Linked DNA regions of Homo sapiens: region 2 is linked to region 1. The links are chromatin contacts, found by Hi-C in ENCODE. All regions are on one chromosome and are shown on one strand. Each heading gives the region's core, a stretch centred on a gene start or an enhancer-like site at or near the end of the contact. The rest is flanking DNA. Distances are from core to core; before and after follow the strand shown.

Evidence for each region. A loop is a pair of places that touch in the nucleus more often than their neighbours do. Pooled maps may share reads with other maps.
Region 2: a loop to region 1 is called in a map with no recorded cell type, with 6 times the contacts of the local background. The contact joins two enhancer-like sites. A Hi-C loop is called at or near these places in 3 of 37 single-sample maps with no recorded cell type and 4 of 50 pooled maps.

Annotation. Positions count from the first base shown.
Region 1 is chr20:1,842,855-1,847,871 of GRCh38, reverse strand. No RefSeq gene overlaps it. Among named protein-coding and RNA genes, the nearest start is that of SIRPA, 50 kb to the left of the region's middle. Within about 2 kb of position 3,016, at least 8 of the 41 ENCODE cell types and tissues checked have a DNase peak (open chromatin) inside an H3K27ac peak, as active enhancers do.
Region 2 is chr20:1,533,538-1,538,554 of GRCh38, reverse strand. It overlaps SIRPD (signal regulatory protein delta), which reads left to right. Exons shown (of 4, transcript NM_178460.3): 3 at 1,245-1,400; 4 at 4,114-4,304. The coding sequence ends at 4,130. All of the region lies in intron 2 of LOC105372499 (a long non-coding RNA gene), which reads right to left. Among named protein-coding and RNA genes, the nearest start is that of SIRPD, 22 kb to the left of the region's middle. Within about 2 kb of position 2,619, at least 4 of the 41 ENCODE cell types and tissues checked have a DNase peak (open chromatin) inside an H3K27ac peak, as active enhancers do.

The DNA of each region.
Region 1 (5,017 bases), core at 1,767-4,266:
TGAGGCCTTCCCTGACCTACCGCCTTATTTAAAATTGCATCCCCTGAATCTACTCTTCTTGGCCTGCTCCCGTGCTTTTTCTCCATAGGACACATCACCACCTGATATGGTTTGGGTGTGTCCCCACCCAAATCTCATCGTGAACTGTAGCTCCCATAATTTCCATGTGTCATGGGAGGGACCCAGTAGGAGGTAACTGAATCATGGAGGTTGGTCTTTCCTGTGCTGTTCTCATGATGGTGATAAGTCTCATGAGATCTGATGGTTTTATAAAGGGGAGTTCCCCTACACAAGATGTCTTGCCTGCGCCATGTAAGACGTGACTTTTCTCCTCATTCACCTTCTGCCATGATTGTGAGGCCTCCTCAGCCATGTGGAACTGTGAGCCAATTAAACCTCTTTTCTTTATAAATTACCCAGTCTCAGGTATGTCTTTATTAACAGCATGAGAACAGACTAATACACCATCTAATATACTATGTATGTATTTTACTTATTTAGGAGTCTGATCCTTCCCTTAGGTTGTGTGCTCCCTGAGGGCAGGGACCTTGTCCTTTTCATCACTGTTGAGATTCTAGCACTGTAAACACTGTCTGGTGCATAATAGGAGCTCAATGTACTTCTGTTAAATGGTTGAAGGAATGGTACTACTTAATCCAATGTGTCTGACACTGGCCTTCACCCTCTTAACAAATCTAAGAAAGCTACGTTGTGAATTTTCATTCTTTTCTCTTTTCAGTTTGGAGAATTTCTGTTGACCCATCACTAAGTTTCACTTTCCTCCTCTGTGTCCAGTCTGTTGCTAATCCCATCAACAGAATTCTTCCTCTTTGATATTATCTTTTTCTTGCTGGTTCCAGCACTTCCAGTCAGCTCTCTCTCTCTTTTGTTTCTCATAGTTTCCTTCTCTCTTCTGAAACTTCCCATCTGTTTATGTATGTTGTCTACCTTTTCTGCTAGATCCTTTAATCTATTTATTACCATTATTTGAAAGCCCCTGTTTCAGAGTGGATGATCATTTATTGAGTACTATATGTCAGACATTGGGATAATGGATGACTTTAACCATTTTAACAAGTTGAATTGGATGAGAAAATGGAAGTTTCATAGTAGGAAGTGACCAGGGGGTGAGGGCATTGGGATTCCAACCTCAGACTGACAGCAGAGCTTTTGTTCTGTTAGTCTGCCTTTAGCTACCAGCTCTCCCAGAGACCTGGGCTCAGTTCACCAGTTTATTCACAATGAAGGATCCAGGTGGCCGGTCCCCATGGCACCTCACTGTGGCCAGGTCTCTGAAGAGTAGAGCCAGCTCAGATGCAAGCTTCCCCACTTGGCCTTCCAGACCCCTACCATCTGGCCCCATCCACTTTTTCCTTCCCATTCCCAGGGCTCCCCTGCAGAGAGCCAAGCTGGCCCCTTCCTCTGCCAGAACCACTCTCCACCTTGTTCTCCATCTTTCCACTCCATCCCAAACATGGCTCTTCTGTGTCTCATTCAATGAGCTGGGTCACTTAACATGTATTTAATCAGCTTGGATTCTGGTCTCTTCACTTACCAGCTGTGTGAGTTAAGTAAACAATTCGCTTCTCTGTGCCTCAGTTTCCAAACCCATGAAGTGGGGACAATGGAAGGACCTATCTCAGGGAAATGGCATGAGGATTGGCAAGTTAGACCATGTATCAATACAGAACCAATACAGTGCCTGCCTCTCAGCCAGTCCTTAGTAAGTGTTAGCCATCATTAACAGTGACAGCTATGATGTGGGGACACAAAGGTGGCTCAGGCCTGACTCTGCTCTCTTGGATCCCCCAATCCCGAGGGGCATCAGGCGTGTAAACCCAATCCCTGTGATCAGGGATAGAGATGGCACAGGCCGGGGACAGCCTGGAAGAGGGGCACTTCCTTTGCCTGCCTGTCTAGCCACTTGGCCGATCAGAGGGACAAAGTCACTGGGCTGTGAAAAGTCCAGCTGGCCAGGCCATGGCAGGAGCCCCCTCCTGCTGGCCCTTCCTCCAGTCCCCACCCCAGCCAGCCACATTTGCTCTTGTCAGGCAGAGGAGGCTGGGCACTGCACATGCGGGGCTAAGACTGAGGTTGTGCACACAGAGACGTAGGTAAGGTGTGAACTTAGGCATGCCAACTTGCATGCTACGAGGCATATCAGCTGGGGCAAGTGTGCTCAGTCAGCCAGATAGACCCAGACAGACACATGCACGCAGAAAGAGCCCTAACATCACAACGGCTCACACATGGCTCCTAGTATGTGCCAGGCATCAATCCGAGCATTCCACATATATTCATTTGTTTGATCCTCACAACAACCTTATAAGGTATGTTTTATTAATATGCCCATTTTACTGATAAGGAAAGTGAAGCAGAGAGGGGGTTGAGTAATTTGCTCAAGGTCATACCCAGTAAGTGGCAGACCTAGATTCCAACCCAGGGAGTCAGGCTACAGAGACAGAACTCTTAACAGCTGTGCAGATCCATGAAACACATGCACAATGACACACACTCATTTTGGACATGCAGACATGGATACATGCCTCCTGATGAACATGGATACCTTCCCAGGTATGTATAAACACAAAGACAAGACGATGTATAAACACAAAGGGATGTATAAACACAAAGACAAGGGATGTATAAACACAGAGATGTATAAACACAAAGACAAGATGAAGATGCCCATGCACACTTGCATTCACACAGTTGGGGAGGGCTAAGTAAACCACTGTTTAACTTGTGGGCAGCAGACTCAAGACCCCTATGCAGCCATAAACACTCAGGCAGACACACTCAGAGGTAGGAATGCACATGCTGTGTGTACACGTGCTAAGACTCCTTCCACAACCAACACACAGAGAAACGGAAAACAGCAATCACGATGGATTCTTATAGTATCTGCTCAGGCTCTTAGCTGACTTCTCAGTTTCCCTTCCTCTCTACGGCAGCAGCAGCCCCAGAAGGGTGGGGGCTTCCCCCATGTGATTCCCCAACGTGTTTGGCGCAATGCCTGGTAATAACATACGCTCACCCTTTCTGGCTTTCCTCACTAGAAAGAGTGTCAGGCCCTTTGCAGTTAAAAGCTTCACTTTACAGTCAGACAGGCCCAAGATATTGCTCTCAGCTGCCCTACTTGTGAGGCAAGGGATTTCACCATTCCAAGCCCACCACTCTCCCCCTAGAACGTGTCCTAGCCACGGTGGCCATTGCTCCTGTACACCAGGGATGTGCCCACCTCAGGGACTTTGCACTTGCCTTTGCCTGGATAAATCCCTGGCTAAGTACGTTTTGTGTTGCTATAGCACTATACCACAGAATGGGTAATTTATAAAGAATGGAAATTTTCTTTGGCTCATGGGTTGGAGGCTGGGAAGTCCAAAATCCAGGGGGGCTGCATCTGGTAAGGGCCTTCTTGCTCCATCATCCCATGGCAGAAGGTGGAAGGACAAAGGGGTTGGGAAAGAAAGAGAGAGAAGAAGGGAGTCATACTCATCCTTTTATTAGGAATGCACTCTCTCTTTCTTTTCTTTTCTTGTCTTTTTTTTTTTTGGAGATAGAGTCTCACTCGGCCGCCCAGGCTGGAATGCAGTGGTGCAATCTCGCTCACTGCAACCTCCACTTTCCAGGTTCAAGTGATTCTTCTGCCTCAGCCTCCTGGGATTATAGGCACCTGACACCACATCCAGCTAATTTTTGTATTTTTAGTAGAGACAGAATTTTGCCATGTTTGGCCAGGCTGGTCTTAAACTCCTGACCTCAGGTGATCCGCCTGCCTCAGCTTCCCAAAGTGCTGAAATTACAGATGTGAGCCACCACGCCTGGCCTAGGAACCCACTCTGTCAGTAACCCACTCCTGTGATAACAGCGTCAATTCATTCATGAAGGCAGAGTCCTCATGACCTGATCATGTCTTTAAAGTGCCCCTCTTAACACTGTTGCATTGAGGATTATGTTTCCAACACATGAGCTTTAGGGGACACAGTAAAATCAGAGCACCCCTTCACCTCCTTTAGGTCTTAAATGTCACCTTCCCAGTGAGGGCTTTCCTGGTGTCGCTGTTAAATTGCAAACCTCCACTCACCTCCCTTGCTCTCTCTACTCTCGCCCCTTCACTCTGTACACTTCTCCATTCTGTTCCCTGCCCCAACAGACTTGTTTTAATTATTTATTTATTGTTCATCTGCCCCACTGAAGTGTAAGCTCCATGAGAGCAGGATTGCTTCTTCACTCTGGTGTCTCCCGAGCCCAGAACCATGCCTGGTGTGTAGCAGGAGCTCGGTGACTCTGGGGAATGCAGAATGCGCTTCGCTTCATAGAAGGGTAGGAGTAACAACGCCCTTGCAGGGTAGTTGGGAGGCTGGGGAGAATCACTCATAGACGCTACATGGGACATAGCATCACCTCAGAGCTCTTTTTTAAAACTCACATACCTATGATCTGCATGGTAAGAGTTGCATGCAGCAGCTGAGTGAACTCAGTGAACCCTGAAAGGGCCCCTTGACAGCCACTCCCCCATCCTCTTTGCCCACCCTCCTCCCCGGTTCACCACTGTATGTTGGTGGACATGTTTCCAGGCCTTTCCCATATATTTACATCTGCACAGATATAACATGTGTGTCATAGGTATGCATCATACATCAATAAGATCATTCTCCATTTATTTGATAACTATTCATTGAGCACCTACTATGTGCCAGGCATTGTTGTGAGGCATGAAAAAGTGAGATTCCTACCCTCCAGAGCTGACACTCTAACAGAGTAGCCAGCAGACAAAGCTAAAGTATTCTTCCAGGTAGTGATATTAATACATGTTATGAAAGACATACATTTAGGTAAAGGGATAGAGGAGGATAGGAGTGGGGTTGTGGGGGGGTGCTTTCAGTCCAGGGGGTCAAGGAAATGTCTCCTCTGAGGAGACATTTGACTTGAGCTTGGAGGATGGGGAGGAACAAGCCCTGCAGATATCCAGGACAGATTCTTGGTAGAGAGGACATTGGGTGCCAAGGCCCCA
Region 2 (5,017 bases), core at 1,370-3,869, 310 kb after region 1:
GCAGTCACAGACCTGCCCAAACTCAGGGGGAGGGAACATATGCCTACATCTCCATGGGAAGAGTGTCGAAGAGCATGAGTGAAGAGGGACCTTGTTGCAGTCAGCTCTAGAAAATAGAATCTGTCATCAGTGAAGACAGGGATTAGAGTTAGAACAAAGAGTGCTAAACGGAACACTCTGGCCAGTTCCTTGTCAAGAAATCCCTCTCAGAAAAAATGTTTAACAAGCTAGAATAAGGTGTCGAGGGGAGAGGGACACTCATCATGCTACAGAGCAATCAAATCTCATCGCTGATTGGCCCCTTTCATTCCACCCCTTCTCATCACCATTCTCATCACCAACATCCGGTCAGCCACTGGTAAGGAGGCAGGGGTGGGGAGCAGTGGGGAAACTGAGTCACAGGAGGCAGTGTCTGGCACTGGGTCCACAGAAGTGATGAGCTCATGGCTAGAGGCTCTGAATGTGATTTCATGTGCAGGTGGCTGCTGCTCAGAAGGAGGAGAGGAGATGTATTCTTGGTGTGAGTGTTTCTACATCTCCTCCACTCCCTTCTCCCAAGAGGTGGCCCCAGACTAGGGACAGAAAAAAGAGATACCCCTCCTCCTCCCAGCTGCGTTTCTGCATGTCACTGTTCCTGCAGTATGAGCACACTAAGGCCCTGCACCCCCCGCTTGACACACACAGGCTTCTTCCCCTTTTCTCTAAAACAGAAACTATCCTCCTCCTCCCAAGATCGAACTCCTTGCTCACTCAAAGTCACTTCCCCTGTAAGCGTACTTTGAAGAGCCAAAGCCTCCCATCAGATATGGCTTCAGGATCATTTTTACAACTGACACCTCTGGAGTGGGGAAAAACAGGGATCCACACCTGTGAAGCCCCATTCCCGGGAGCCCTCCTCCTGACTAGCTGCACAGCTCATCTGAGCCCAGGTCTTGGACTATCACAGGAGGCTGGACACACCGTTCTCTATGGCAGACCCTGTTCCTGGGCTCCTGGATGAGGAAGGGTCACCAGCACACCTGACACAAAGTGAGGGGCCCAAAGGACACAGCCTAGGCACTAAGGGTGTCTGCCAGGGCCCCTCCAAGCACCTTGGGACCCTTATATCAGTAACTTATTAGCTTGTGTCTGATTCCTATTTCACAATCTAGAAACTGGAACGGTCATAATCCTACAGCCCTTTCCTCCCATCATAGTAACTTCCTCTTATATCATGGAACACATAGTTTTGCCTCTCTCAGCAGAGCAGAATCCAAGACCTCCCAAGAACAGACCTGCAGGCAGAGCAGGCTCCAGGGCCCACCATGATGCCCATACCTGCCTCTCGGCCCTGCCTGAGAGAAACAGCACAAACTATTTCGTCCAACCCTGCTGCTGCCTCCGGCTGCTGGGACTCACAGGTGAGTGCCCCCACCCTCAGGTACCATGATGCAGGGATGCTCTCCTGAGTTTGGCGGCGGTACCATTTCGCCACCTGCAGTGGGGCGGATGAATCTCTGTTGTCCTAGGGCCTCTTTCTTTGCCACCCCTTCCTCTTTAAGACACTTCCCTAAATAGTTTGTTTTATAACTAGTGTCTCCAAAACAAATCCTTCCAGAATTCTTCTTGCTTGGAGGGGTTGCTTTCTCTCCCATCCAGGCGTTTCCCCATGACAGGGGTGCCCAGTCCCTCTCACTTCCCACACCCCTGATGTCCTGTGAAGGTTCCACGACCCCCTAGGCCTGACCTGCAGGACCTGATGCCATCCTGAGAGAAGAAGTAGAGGAGCAGCATTTGACCCCTTGGTCCCCAGGAGGGAGACAGGGATGCTGTCATTAAGATGAGTACACATGGATGCATAGGTGATTAATAGATAGATTAGATAGATAGATAGGTAGATAGATAACAACAAGTACTACACATGCAATGTAGAACTATTAGAAAAAATTGCTAAATGGTCCTTTTTAGACTAGTAAGTCTCCCAGAATCTCAGAAACCTAGGATTACGTTCTTGATGCGGGTGTTTCTCCTGCCTGTCTACTCTCTTCTCTCCAAAGATGATCTGCACAGTCAGGAGAGGCAACCATTCTTCTCCCAGTGGTGTTAACATCTCAATTTAGAGTCCAACTAATAAAGTGGTTAAAAGCACAGGCATTAAAAAAAAAAAAAAAAACGACAGGCCGGGGTTCAAATGCAAGTTTCATCATTTGTAGGCTGTTTGACTATGGATAAGTTACTCAACTTCTCTGTGCCTCTGTTTTCTTGTCTGTGAAATCGGGATAAATAATAATGCCTTTCCAATACAGTTGTGGTGAGAATCAAACTAGTTAATTAATATAGTTAAGTTTTTGGAGTAATGTGTAGCACACAGAACCACCTATGTGAGCTCTGGTTGTTACAGCCTTTTAGGGCTTAATAAGTGCAAATATGAGCCCACGAAAATAGTCCTGCTGCATCCGGCCATTGCAACTCTCACTCTGTGTCTTTGGCAAGTCTATGTCTTCACTTAGAACTCACAGAAGTCATGGGAACTGAGAAAGGTCCATCAGGCTTGGTAGAAGAAGGAACTGAAAGCCAAGCAATGGTGTGCGCTTCCTAGAATCACCAGGTTGTCAGGGCTGGAGCCTGGCCTACTGGACTTGCAGTTAAGAATGGAAAGCCCATTTCACAGAAGTCCTTCTATGAGCACAGTCCTGAGTGTTTCTCAAAGATTTTCAGGTTTCAGTATCACAACAAAATTGCAAGAGGAAGTTTTACTTTCCACATTGTATACATTACATAGATAAGAAAACAGAGCCTCAGGGAGGTTATTTTCGCAAAGTAAAACACCAATGTCAGTCCTTTTTCTGTTGCTTAGAATAGAATACATGAAACTGGATTATTTATAAAGAAAAAGAACCTATTTCTTATAGTTGTAAAGGCTGAGATGTTCAAGGTCAAGGGGCCATATTTGGTGAGAGCTTTCTTGCTGGTGGGGACTCTCTAAAGAGTCCTGAGGCAGCACAGGGTATCACATGGTGAGGGGACTGAGCATGCTAGCATACTATACTTGGGTCTCTCTCTCTCTTCTTATAAAACCAACAGTTCCCCTCCCATGATAACCCATTAATCCACTAATTTGTGAAATAACGCAGAGTCCTTATGACCCAATCACCTCTTAAAGACCCTACCTCTCAATACTGCACATTGAGGATTGAATTTCAACATGAATTTTGGAGGGGACAAATATTTAAACTATAGCAATCAAGCAATAGAGGAGGCATTGAAACCTGGGTCAATGGGACTCCACTAGCTCTTACTTTGACCTCTTCACTGTGCTGCTTCTAGATACATCGAACTTTTAACAAAAATAAGATTACACAAAATATGGTGGTTTATTTGTTCTTTTACTCAATGATAAATTGGGGACCCTTTTCTATGTAAATATATATGTGTCTGCAACATCATCAATACATCCCCAATATATACATCAACACTATCATTTCAATCTCTACATAGTTTTCCATTTTGTGGTTGTACCATCATTTATCTAACTCACTCCTATTCTTGGACATGGGCCATGCATCAAACTTTTCTATATTGTAAATACTATGATTACCATTCCTTTACAAATCATATTCACCCTTGTCTGATTGTTTCTTTTGAATAAGGCCGTCAAAGAGGAATTACTAAATCAAAGGGTATGAGTTTTATTGGGAAATTGCATTTCAAAAGTGTTTTTTGGTTTCAAAAGCCATTTCCCAATGAAACGTGAGTGTCTCAATATCAGTAATATATTATCTCACCACACCCAGCACAGAAGCAGCAGCAATGGACAGGGGGTATTTTGAACATTTGGGACCAAAACAGATTTGGTTAAAGTATCTCCACTTTACTTGTTTAAATATGGGTTTGTCACGTGGACATAGATCATAAGATCATGACTGTGATGCTGTATTGCCATCTAGAGAGATCGTGTCCATTGTTATTCCCACCAGCAGTATGTGGGAGCGCCTGCCTCACCACAACCTTAGCAACACAGAAAATTGGCAATCTTTTTCATGTTTGCTAAGCTAATATTCTAAAAATTGTGTCTGCTCTTAGCTTGCAGGAGGGAGAAATGTTTTATTTTATTTTATTTTTATTGTATTTCAGGCTTGCTGTCAAAATAATCCAAACAGGGAAGGAACGTACAAGTAAATAACAAAAGCCCCCATACTCTTCTGACTCCCTGGAGACAGCTACTTTTTAGGAGTTTCATTTGCCTTCTTCAAGAGAGCTTTCTTCCACTGACATAAAATGCCAGCTTGATCGTACAATAAATCTGTCTATTTACCTGGGTCCAATTCCAGGTTCTCTCTTCTGTTTCATCGACCTCTCTGCTTGCCTTGGTACCAACCTGCCTCTACTATTTATTGCAGCCTGAAAATGTGCTCTAACTTTCATATGCTGAAACCTGCGTACATTTTTTTTAAAAACTTTTCCAGCTAGTCTGTCATGGACGTTAGCAATTTGTGTGTGGTTTAACTATGCACTTCACTGGATTACTGGTGTTGTTGAACATCTTTTCTAGAAGTATTTCTTCTCTTTTGACTTCCTGACTGTGTCCTTAGCAAGGGCTGTCTGTCTATCTTGTCTCTATGTCTCTCTTGATACCCAGTTAAGGAATGTGCCCATCCTAAAAGCTAATACATGATATGGAAAGAAAGAATGAATGGGGCTTCAAATGCAATCTGAACCCAGGCACCTGGACCGCAGCCTCATCCCCAGCTGGAGCTTGGAGCTGACGTGTGTTCTTCCAGGAGTGGCGGGTGAGGAGGAGCTGCGGGTAATTCAGCCTGAGAAGTCCGTGTCAGTCGCAGCTGGAGAAGCGGCCACTCTACACTGCACTGTGACCTCCCTGATCCCCGTAGGGCCCATCCAGTGGTTCAGAGGAGCTGGACCAGGCCGGGAATTAATCTACAGTCAAAAAGAAGGCAACTTCCCCTGGATAAGAACTGTTTCAGACATCACAAATAGAAAGAGCACAAACTATTCCATCTGTATCAGAAGCATCACA